2 separate regions of the Homo sapiens genome follow, and region 2 is linked to region 1. A link is an interaction called in ENCODE POLR2A ChIA-PET data of the cell type or tissue named here. Cell type or tissue: OCI-LY7. All regions are shown on one strand. Each heading gives the region's core, and the rest is flanking DNA. Links, peaks and the distances in the headings are about the cores only.

What was found. ChIA-PET counts read pairs that join two places held together with the same protein. Peaks named below come from ENCODE experiments on the same cell type or tissue, not always from the same donor. Only the 100,000 strongest peaks of a DNase experiment are listed, where the experiment ranks them.
Region 2: POLR2A ChIA-PET joins it to region 1 with 11 read pairs; 3 of 35 experiments call an interaction of 5 or more read pairs at or near these places.

What each region holds. Positions count from the first base shown.
Region 1 is chr10:56,694,492-56,699,884 of GRCh38, forward strand. No RefSeq gene overlaps it. Among named protein-coding and RNA genes, the nearest start is that of ZWINT, 340 kb to the left of the region's middle. In OCI-LY7, for the core only: no CTCF peak of the experiment used is centred there; no DNase peak of the experiment used is centred there.
Region 2 is chr10:56,631,802-56,637,194 of GRCh38, forward strand. No RefSeq gene overlaps it. Among named protein-coding and RNA genes, the nearest start is that of ZWINT, 270 kb to the left of the region's middle. In OCI-LY7, for the core only: CTCF peaks have their summits at 891 (motif pointing right) and 1,091; DNase peaks (open chromatin) are centred at 910, 2,480 and 3,170; H3K4me3 peaks cover 819 bases; H3K27ac peaks cover 4,608 bases.

The DNA of each region.
Region 1 (5,393 bases), core at 204-5,203:
TCTTAAACAAACCCTAATATATAATCGCTTAAATGTCTCCTACCAACTCTATTTAAAACTCAAAATAATTCAGACTCTTTCCCCATTACGTAGAGTTGTAGTTCTTTAGACTTCTGTACCATAGCCAATACTTCTGCTACAGAAACTTCAGTTGTGAATGCAGAAGTAAAAAGTGTTAATGTAAGAACATTTCTAAAATAAAAATGAAAAAATGTTATATATGATTTACAATTGCATCATATCTAATAACAAAACCACGACCACAACCACAACTACCATATCAACAAAAAGAACTAAAGATGTCACTATGCAAGCACTGAAAATATACAGCAATGTAGGACTAATTAAATAATTAGGATGCAACAACATAATGGGATGTTATGCAATCATTAAAAATAGTTTCAAAATTGTTTAAGGTAGCATCATACAATAGAACCATCAGCAATAATGAAATTTTTTATATATGCACTATTACAGTTGCCAAAATCACATGCAGTTATTGAGCCTTAGATATGTGACTAGTGTGACAGATTAATTTTATATAATTTTAATTAATTTAAATTTGAATTTGAGTTTATACTCATTTTCAGTTTTTATACACAATCATGTAATATGCTTGTACTTACAAAGGAGAAAATTTTTAAAATGGAGAAAACATTGGCAGTGAGTAGGAAAATTAAAATAAACCTTTGTGCTCGTAGTAAGACAGATTGGAGATATTACCTCACACATATATATCAAAAGAGTGTTTAGACTCAGTTCTTTTTCAAGTAATGCACTTGTTTTTATTTAAAATATTGAGCAAGCAAATGGAAGGTAGCTTATTTTTCATTATTTTAGGAATAAACATTCTCATTTGAAAATATATTTAAATAAAAATATTTAAATAATAATCTTTTAAGTTATTTAAAAAATTACGTGTATGGTTCCTCTGTATAAAATGATTATATTCATTCTCTTTTATTTCTTTTGTTTCAAATGATAACAAAATTGATTCTTCGATTAGTATTCATGTATATTTTATCTGACTCATTGGTTACAATATTATAATCTGTCAATCATAATGCCTAGTGATAATGATGATGCATAAAGTGTTGTTTCCAGAAAAATTTGGAAAATGTTACTGGACTTTCTAACACATCATGACAAGAAACCTACAAACGTTTGACAAGAAATCAAGCTTTATTTTTGAAAACCAAAATCCATTTCAGTTCTTATGATGAATTTATTTATTTTATCATTCTTTCTATTGTTTCTAATTCCCAATCCATGGTGAAAGTTTATTTCTTCTGAGAATAGTCATCTCGTAGCATTAACAATGAACCAATATAATGAAATATCATAAAACAAATATTCAATTACAAAACATAATGGGAGCTTCCCCTATATTAAAATGTCCCTAGTTATTGAGTAATATCAGATACTTGTTATGCTCAATAGTCCATGAATAATTTATAGCTTACTCTGTTATTTGACAACAACATTTTTATAAATAAGATTCCTCAGTGTTTTACAATTCTGATTATAGTTTGGTAAAGGCTTTCATTAATGCCCATATTTATGGACTTAATGAACAAACTTTGATAACATATTGGGCTTTAAGGGGTTGCTGTGAGTTACTTTTGACATTGTTTATTGAAAGGCAACATTTCAAGCCCAAATCATTACTATGTTTTCCTGAAACACAGATCTATGAATCAGGGTATTTCAGAAATGGAATATTAAACAATGCACACAGTTCTTTTCTCTTTTTGGAAAGAGCCAAGTACACAGAATTTCCCAGCCAAGTACATGCAGAACTTCCCAGCATTTAATACACTCAGAATTTTCCAGAATTAAAAATATATAAATATATATGTATAACTCTGTACTTTAATCAACTTTGTGTGTATATGAAGTAAATAATAATCACTAGCCAAAAGCATCATGCTTTAAAAACTGAGGGAAAAAATTTCATTGCAAGTTATTTGCAGAAAAATAGTTTTGCTATTACCTAGCACATTTGTACATGCTGGTTATTTTGTGCATTTGGACTTCCTCAGGCCCAAGAAGCCAAATCCACCCACCCATCTTTAATATTCTCAGGACAAAGTAGGAAAAAAAATGCAACAAGCTGTTGAAATTCAAAATGGCAGTACTTTTTGGAATATGTCAGTAGTTTTAGGGAAAAAAAAAGTACATTTCAAATCCTGAACATCATGGGCTAAATAAAGCTCTGTCTTAATGATTATGTAGAGAATACCTGACATGATCTTTTTGACCTTCCTCCTTCTTAAGCACAAACAACTGTAATTTAAAATTCTAGGCCGGGCCCGGTGTCTCACGCCTGTTATCCCAGCACTTTGGGAGGCCAAGGCTGGCGGATTATCTGAGATCAGGAGTTCAAGACCAGCCTGGTTAACATGGTGAAACCCCGTTTCTACTAACAATACAAAAAATTAGCCAGGAATAGTGGCATGCGCCTGTAATCATAGCTGCTCGGGAGGCTGAGGCGGGAGAATCGCTTGAACCCGGGAAGCGGAGGAGCTGAGATCACACCATTGAACTCCAGCTTGGGAAACAAGAGTGGAACTCCGTCTCAAAAAAAAAAAAAAAATCTATAAGCTAAGGGAAAATTAAAAATTAAAAAGAGTATAAAAGAAAACAAAGCAATAAATTAGGACCCTGAGGTGTCTCTCTGAAGAAAATCTTCAGCCTGTCCACTCGTTAGATTGTATTCCTGTCTCGGTGAGGAGATACAAAACAATTTCCAGGTAGGTCAGAGAATCTGACATATGAGAAGCAGACATCTGTCTGCTTCTCAAGTAGCTACATGGACATTCACTGGGAAGATGTATAGAAGTGAGTTGTATGGGCCGGGCGTGGTGGCTCACGCCTGTAATCCCAGCACTTTGGGAGGCAGAGGCAGGAGGGTCACGAGGTCAGGAGTTCGAGACCAGCCCGAACAACATGGTGAAACCCCGTCTCTACTAAAAATACAAAAACTAGCCTGGCATGGTGGTATGTGCCTGTAATCCCAGCTACTCAGGAGGCTGAGGCAGGAAGATCGCTTGAACCTGGAAGGCGGAGGTTGCAGTGAGTCAAAATCAGCCACTGCACTCCAGCCTAGGTAACAGAGCAAGACTCTGACTCAAAAAAAAAAAAAATGAGTTTTATGTAAGATGAGGTTGAGGCAGCCAACAAAGCTTCTCCTGTTTCTAGAATGACATGAGGGAGCAGGTGGATTTTCCTATGACCCCAACATATTTTCATTTGTTAGAAGAGACAAAATCCAGCTGACATGAACATATTGTATTAGTAAAATAGAAATGTAACAAGAGGGAGCTATGGAAATGAAGATGCAGGTATTTCAGAGGATATCAGTATGAAGGCTAGCAATGGCAACATCCAGACTGAAGGATGTACACACCTTTGCAGATCATGGCACTGAGAGGCACCAACAAATGATCAGACAATGCAGCTAAATTTATGAAAATATAGAGGTCAACCAAGGAACAATGATGAAAAGGAAAAAAATCCCTTAGGAACTGCATTTAAACTTAACCTAAAATGTTTTACCTGGAATTAACCTAGGTTAGATCAGGCAGAATAGGCCTAAAGTATTAAGTTCAAGATATAAAAATTAGAAGTGACTTCCTTTTGCATGCTTGAATTTGTAAATGAGTCCCTTGTCAACTGGTGTTCTTACTAGAAGGGACCTTAGAAATCATCAGTGGAACCTTGATATCTAACCAACATCAAGAGGCAGGGAGACATTAAGTGACTCAGAAATGTAAGTACCCAATAACGAGTAGCAAATCCAGAACCACAATCCTTTTTCCTGCTTTCCAGTTCTTTCTGCTATATCTCTATACCTGCTTTAATAATTTAGCATTATTAAAGCATCATTTATGAATTTACTGTATGCTTGACAGGTGAGAACTAACAATGTGTCATTCTTGCCTTCAAGAGATAATCAAAAATTTCTATGTGTTAGGAGTGACTTTTGCCTCTGGGTTTACTGGAAGCAAATGAAGGCCATTTTTATTACTAACACAACTCAAAGGAAATCATTCCTTTAGAAACCACCTTTGAAGATTTTATTGCCTGTATATTATGTATTGAAATTAGGTGGGAAAATCACTGCCTTCAACTCAAATTTATGTGGGGTTAATTTGACTTTTAAGTCTTATGTAGTGTGACATTTTTTATAAAAGAAATATACTACAATTAGAAAGATATTGCACAATACATATATTTTTCTTTATTTTCAGTATAAATGCTTTAGAAAGCGTCTGCTTCAAAGCTCAACTTTCAAACCAATCGCTTCAGGCAAGAGGGAATAAAAGCCATTTTTTTCTTATGACTTGTGTTACAATTTTGTCTTCTTTGTTATAAGAAGCAAAGACATGGAAATGTGCAAAATATCTTTTGAGCTCTGCTTTTTGTTTTTTCTTTGAACTTTATGTCATTCTAATTTTGATAGTTTCTGAAGTCTTCCCTTTACAAAACTCTATATATTGATAGGATCAGAGGCTAAATTAAAGCTATTCTTTTCTAAAAGTTTTACAGTATATAAAGAAAGAATTTTGTAAACAAAAATTATGATGCGACAGTGTTAGTTTATGATAGAAATGTTTTAAATATCAAAACCCTAACAGACTAAAAGTGCAAAGATGCAGAAATATGTACGTTATTTTTTAAAAAAGCTGATATGAATCAATAGAGTCCACGAATTCCAAATATCAGCTCTCTACTATGGAATGCTGAAGCCAGGCTGGCAACTGATACAGCAAAATACAAATTCAAATTTTAGCATAAGTAGAGTGAAAGGATTTCAGGGCTTCCAGTAGTGTTTATAGATATATTTTTGTAGTTGCTAAATAAAATTTAATGTGAATTTGAAGCATGTATATAAATTATTTAAATTAATTATTGATAGCTTTGAAATGGTTTTATGAACAAGTTTGGTGCAAATGCAGCTGTATGAAAAAAAAGACATGGGGGTTACATTTGTCTGTGTTTCTATGGCAGCTATCTGAAAATGTAAATAATGCAGGCTTTAATTCACATTAAAAGCATGTACTAATGATTGTTTCCCAATATTAAAATGGACACCTGTAGTTCTATGACAATAGAATAATTTAAGGGTTAGTTTTGTAAATTGTTTTTAAAATAATGATGCTTTAAAATATAATGTTTTTAAAATAAATTAAAGAAAAAAAAATAGGACAAAACAGAACAAAAGTGCCATAGAGAAAACTCCATGACAAGATGACTACCGGTGAATACTGTTAGCCACTTAAGGAAGAAATAATACATTATAAAACAGAAAATAGAAAGAAAGGGGACACAGCTAAACTTATTTTATGAGAACATTATCTTGATATTATAAACTGAACAAGCATATTACC
Region 2 (5,393 bases), core at 229-5,228, 63 kb before region 1:
TCCTTTGTACATATTATTTATTCAGTGATTATGACTGTTCATTTCTTGTCATTGACCATGGGAGTAAAAATAATAGTTATATTTTAAAGGCTCTCCTGAGAACTGAGCCATGTTTTGAACAGAGCTATTTTGCAAGAATAAAAATGTAGTATCTGAAAATAACCCTTCTGTTAACTCTAAATGGTTTGGCAGTGGTTCCAGAAAAATTTGGGCAACTCTCAAAAGATTGTCTTGGACCTTCTGAATACCTGTTATTTTTATGCTGTAACACAATCTCTACCTTCCAGCCTAGAAAAACTCTGCCTACACTGAAATCATTACTGCCTAATAGATCCCACTATTTGAAAGTCAATTTGGTTTTTGAGTGAATTCACTTCAACTCCTAAGTGACTGTACTAATTCAGCACCTCTTCCTCGTCCTCACTGCAGCTCTGGGATCATTTGCCAACAATTGATCAAAAGGACCTGACAACCAAGAGTACCAAAATCCATCTAGTACCTCCCATGACAGATTCTGCCACTTAGCACAGAATTCCACTGATCTTTAATAACAGTACACTACTGTTGCATACAGGTTTTGATTGCCATGTAAATCACCCAATAATAGAAATGTCTGTCTTCAGCACAGTAAAAAACAGAGAACTCCCTGCTTCTGCTTTGGATGTCCAGGAGTTTATTCTCAATATTGCAGCTAGAGTTGTCTTCTTAAAACTGAAAGCCACCCTTCTACTCCCACACCACTCACTTTTATTAAACCCTGAATTCCCATTGTGACCCAAAATATTCTACATGATCTTGTCCTCTGCCACCTTTTTAAAACTATCTCTTCCTCATTTTATGCTTCAATCCATCCAAAGATTGTTTGATGTCCCTTGTACACATGAGCCACACTTTTAGGCTTTGCCCACAGATGGCACAGGTGACCCATAGTCTCATGTTGCTCATCACTTTCACCATGACTCATCTTCTCCATGTGGTCGTTGGTGGTCCCCCAATCTCTAACCTACAACAATTCCTATCCCCTTCCTTTTTTGTGTGTCCACAGTATTTATAACCATATAACATACTGTACATTTTACATCCTTATCTTATCGTCTGCCTTCACCTTCTAGAATATTATTTGCATGAAGGCTAAGATGCCTTCTCTTTTCTGTATAAAGTGTTATTAGCACCTAGAATATGTCTGTATCATAGTAGGCACACAGTAAACATTTGGTGAAAGACTAAATTTAGAGGGATGTTTAAGTCTTTATACATATATTTTAATTCCCCCCAAAAAAAATCTATGTGAGACTACACTATTGACAGTGATCTGAAAATCTGTGATCTTTTCTCATTTAGCAGTTTTGCAAGAGATTTGCTTTGTGGACTTGAGGAAACAACACCCTCAAAGTTGCTAATAGATAATTTAAATTATGTTAAGTAACATTTTTTATTTAATCCATGAGAAATTCCAAATTGAATCTGTTAGAATGTAAGTTATAGCAGGCTAATTAATAAATGGGATAACTATGTTGTCCTTTTTAATAAGAAACAGCACCCCTCCATAGACCAAAAATGAAGACGCTAGAAATTCAGAAACACTAGTCTCCGTTCTAGTTCTGCCATTAAATTTCTATGTGATCTGAGGTGTCTCCTTTAACTTCTCTGTGTCCCATGTTTTCTTATTAGCAATATGAAGAATAATAAGGCTGGCCTACAGTTATTCTTTTAAAGGTGATGGTCAAAAACAGTATAAATGATAAGGGCTTATAAAATAGTGTGTTTTTTTACTTACAATATTATTTGAATTTAAAATAATTTTATTTTATTTTACATGGTATGATAGACAATTTAAAATCATGGAATTTTATCTATTAGTTTTACATAAAGCTCATGGAAATAGTTCAATAATTGGCAAAGTGGCCTGGTTCATATTTTAGCAATGTCTGCGCTGTGAGAGTTTCACACAGAAATCACTCAAGCTTTATAACCATAGCATAATCAGATGTATCTAATACTTATCCCAATAATAGAACTGCCCACTTACTGAATTAATTGAAAAGAATAAAAATGTTAAAACTCAATTTTCAGGCATGTCATTAGGTTTTTTTTTTTTTTTTCCATCAAGGAGTTGCATAGAAACAACCAGATTCACCAGCACTCAAGATGAGACCTTCAGGAAAAATACCTCTAATTAATAAATCAATAAGAGCTGCTGTTACAGAAATGCCAGGGGTTCATTCTAGGTCCTGCTACTCAGTACACACAATGCCAATCACTAAGTCAAAGAGTATCTCTAGATAAGAGGGCTTTAATTGGGTGCTGCAGCTGAGGAGAACAAGAGATCAGTCTCAAGTACGTCTTCTCTAACAACTAAAATGAGAGGTTCATATATCAGGAAAGAAATGTAATTACATGTGGGGAAAACAAGAATTAGGAAGTGGTAAGGAAGAGAGGAGTTGGTCAATAGCAAGCAGGTGGTTGTTTAGGCAGTAAAAACAGGTGAGCCATCTGCTGTCTCATTGTCTAGATGCAGTGATCTGGTAAGTTTCAGTTCCTTGATACTCTCTAGAAGGCCTGATAGGAACTCTAAAAAGACAAATGCAACTTTCTCAAGTTTTAAGACTTGGAAGGTAAATTTCTATGTTTATTCAGAATGAACCATAAACATCAGCTCTATGGGACAACTGGGCTGATTTTACTACCACTTAGCCCCTCGGAAAGGTTTACCTAATAAAGCAGGAACTCAGGCGGAGGGAGAAAATTTCAGAAGTCTGGTACAAACAATGGAAAAAACGGTTGAAAGGGAGAGGCAATTTTGAGTACTTTTGTGTGCGTGTGTCACTCAGATTGTCTTCTGACCCAGTTGATAGTGACTTGTAAAAAAGGCTTGGACACAAGAAGATAAAGGAAAGGTGGTGTCAAAGAACTGTGTCTCTGGGTCTCTATTAAATGGTAGGAAAAGCACATGAAGGGGCCACACCTGATAAAGGAAGATACCTACCTTCTTAGTAACATCACATTTAGAATGGGAGCCTACATTTAGCTCTGCAAAATTCAAGAATAGCAAAGCTCCATGTCATCCTAATATACATGTCAACATATGTGAGGCCAAGCCATCTCAGTAAAAAATTATTCATAGAAAAGGAATGGATTATAGTCTATGAAGAAGTGGCAAGCCACAGGATCTGAGACAAAATGAGAGTCAAAGCCATTTGCCAGCCATATGCATGAGATATTTCAGTTACTCCGTTTAGTCAGGAAGGGAGAATATGATTTTTCTAGCTAATTTTGATTGAGGAAGGTGAGCTAGAGTTATTACAGTTATTATTAGGTTGGCGCAAAAGTAATTGCAGTTTTTGCCATTAGGTTTAATATTAGGCAAAAAAACAAAAACAAAAACAAAAACAAAAACCCTAATGCAAGCAATTTTTTTTTTTTTTTTTTTGAGACGGAGTTTTTGCTCTTGTTGCCCAGGCTGGAGTGCAATGGGGCGATCTCAGCTCACCACAACCTCCGCCTCCCAGGTTCAAGCGATTCTCCTGCCTCAGCCTCCCGAGTAGCTGGGATTACAGGCATGCGCCTCCACGCCTGGCTAATTTTGTATTTTTAGTAGAGATGGGGTTTCTCCACGGGGTTTCTCCATGTTGGCCAGGCTGGTCTCCAACTCCCGACCTCAGGTGATCCGCCCGCCTCGGCCTCCGTAAGTGCTAGGATTACATTCGTGAGCCACCACGCCCGGCCATGCAAACTATTAATATTATTTTAATTCTCTTATAAGGAGGACTGAAAAGGCAAAAAATAAAAATAAAAAAAGAACACTTTGGATCTTATGGGAATATGATGATGACCAGGGAAAAGGGTAAAAGATAGAGGAAAGCAAACTTCTCTTACTTGGTTTGTTCAGTAATTTGTTTATCTTTTATGGAGTATATCAAATCACACTGTGATTTTGATGCTTCATGACTTAAAAATAAGGATCTTACAACAATACTTAAATCAATTTAGCTAGTTTTTTTAACCTTATGCCTTGCATTTAGGATCTGAAAATAAAATGAACTTAGCTAGTTTTAAGTCCTTGTCAGAAGTTTAGTTATACCCTTCAGTTCTCTAAACTAATTATCATAAATCATAAAATACAGCTTTTATCATGCCTGATGATTTAGCATGTATTATGATTAATGTTTGTATGTAGGAAATTATCTCAGCCTTTTAGATGAAACATTTTAGTTTTAGAAACCCATTTCTCAAGCCGTTCTTTTATATTTGTGCTGAAGGACTGCTGCAAACACCCATTTGTATGTTGAAGCCCTAATCCCCCATGTGATAGTATTAAGAGGTGGGGTCTTCTGGAGGTAATTAGGTTTAGATTAAGTCATGAGGATGAGATCCTCGTGATGGGAATAGTGCCCTTATAAGAAGAGCCTGGAGAGCTTGCTCTTGCTCTCTCTCCCTCATGTGAGGATATATCAAGAAGGCAAACATCTACAAGCCAGCAAGATGGCCCTCAACAGAACCCACCATGCTGTCACCCTGATCTTAAACTTCCTAGCCTTCAAAAGTGTGAGGAATAAATTCCTATTGTCTGAGCCACCGAGTTCTATGACATTTTTTTTAAAAAATCATAATTATCTTATTTTATTTTTTTAAGTTCCGGGATACATGTGTAGGATGTGCATGTTTATTACATAGGTAAACGTGTGCTATGATGGTTTGCTGCACCTGTCAACCCATCACCCAGATATTAAGCCCAGGGTGCATTGCTCTTTTCCCTAATGCTCTCTCCCTACCATCCTCCACCAACAGGCCCCAGTAAGTGTTGTTCCCCTCCCCTTGTCCATGTGTTCTCATTGTTCAGCTTCCACTTATAAGTGAGAACATGCGGTGTTTGGTTTTCTGTTCCTGCATTAGTTTGCTGAAAATAATGGCTTCCAGCTTCATCCATGTTCCTGCAAAGGACATGACCTCCTTTCTTTTTATGGCTAAATAGTATTCCATGGTGTATATGTACCACATTTTCTTTATCCAGTCTGTTATTGATAGGTACTTGGGTTGATTCCATGTCTTTGCTGCTGTGAATAGTGCTGCAAGGAACAAACACGTGCATGTAGCTTTTTAATAGAATGATTTATATTCCTTTGAGTATGCACCCAATAATGGGATTACTGGGTCAAATGGTATTTCTGGCTCTAAATCTTTGAGGAATCTTCACCATCTTCCACAATGGTTGAACTAATTTACATTCCCACCAACAAATGTAAAAGTGTTCCTATTTCTCTGCAACCTCACCAACATTTCTTGTTTCTTGACTTTTTAACAATCGCCATTCTGACTGGCATGAGATGGTATCTCATTGTAGTTTTGATTTGCATTTATCTAATGATCAGTGATGTTGAGCTATTTTTTCACGT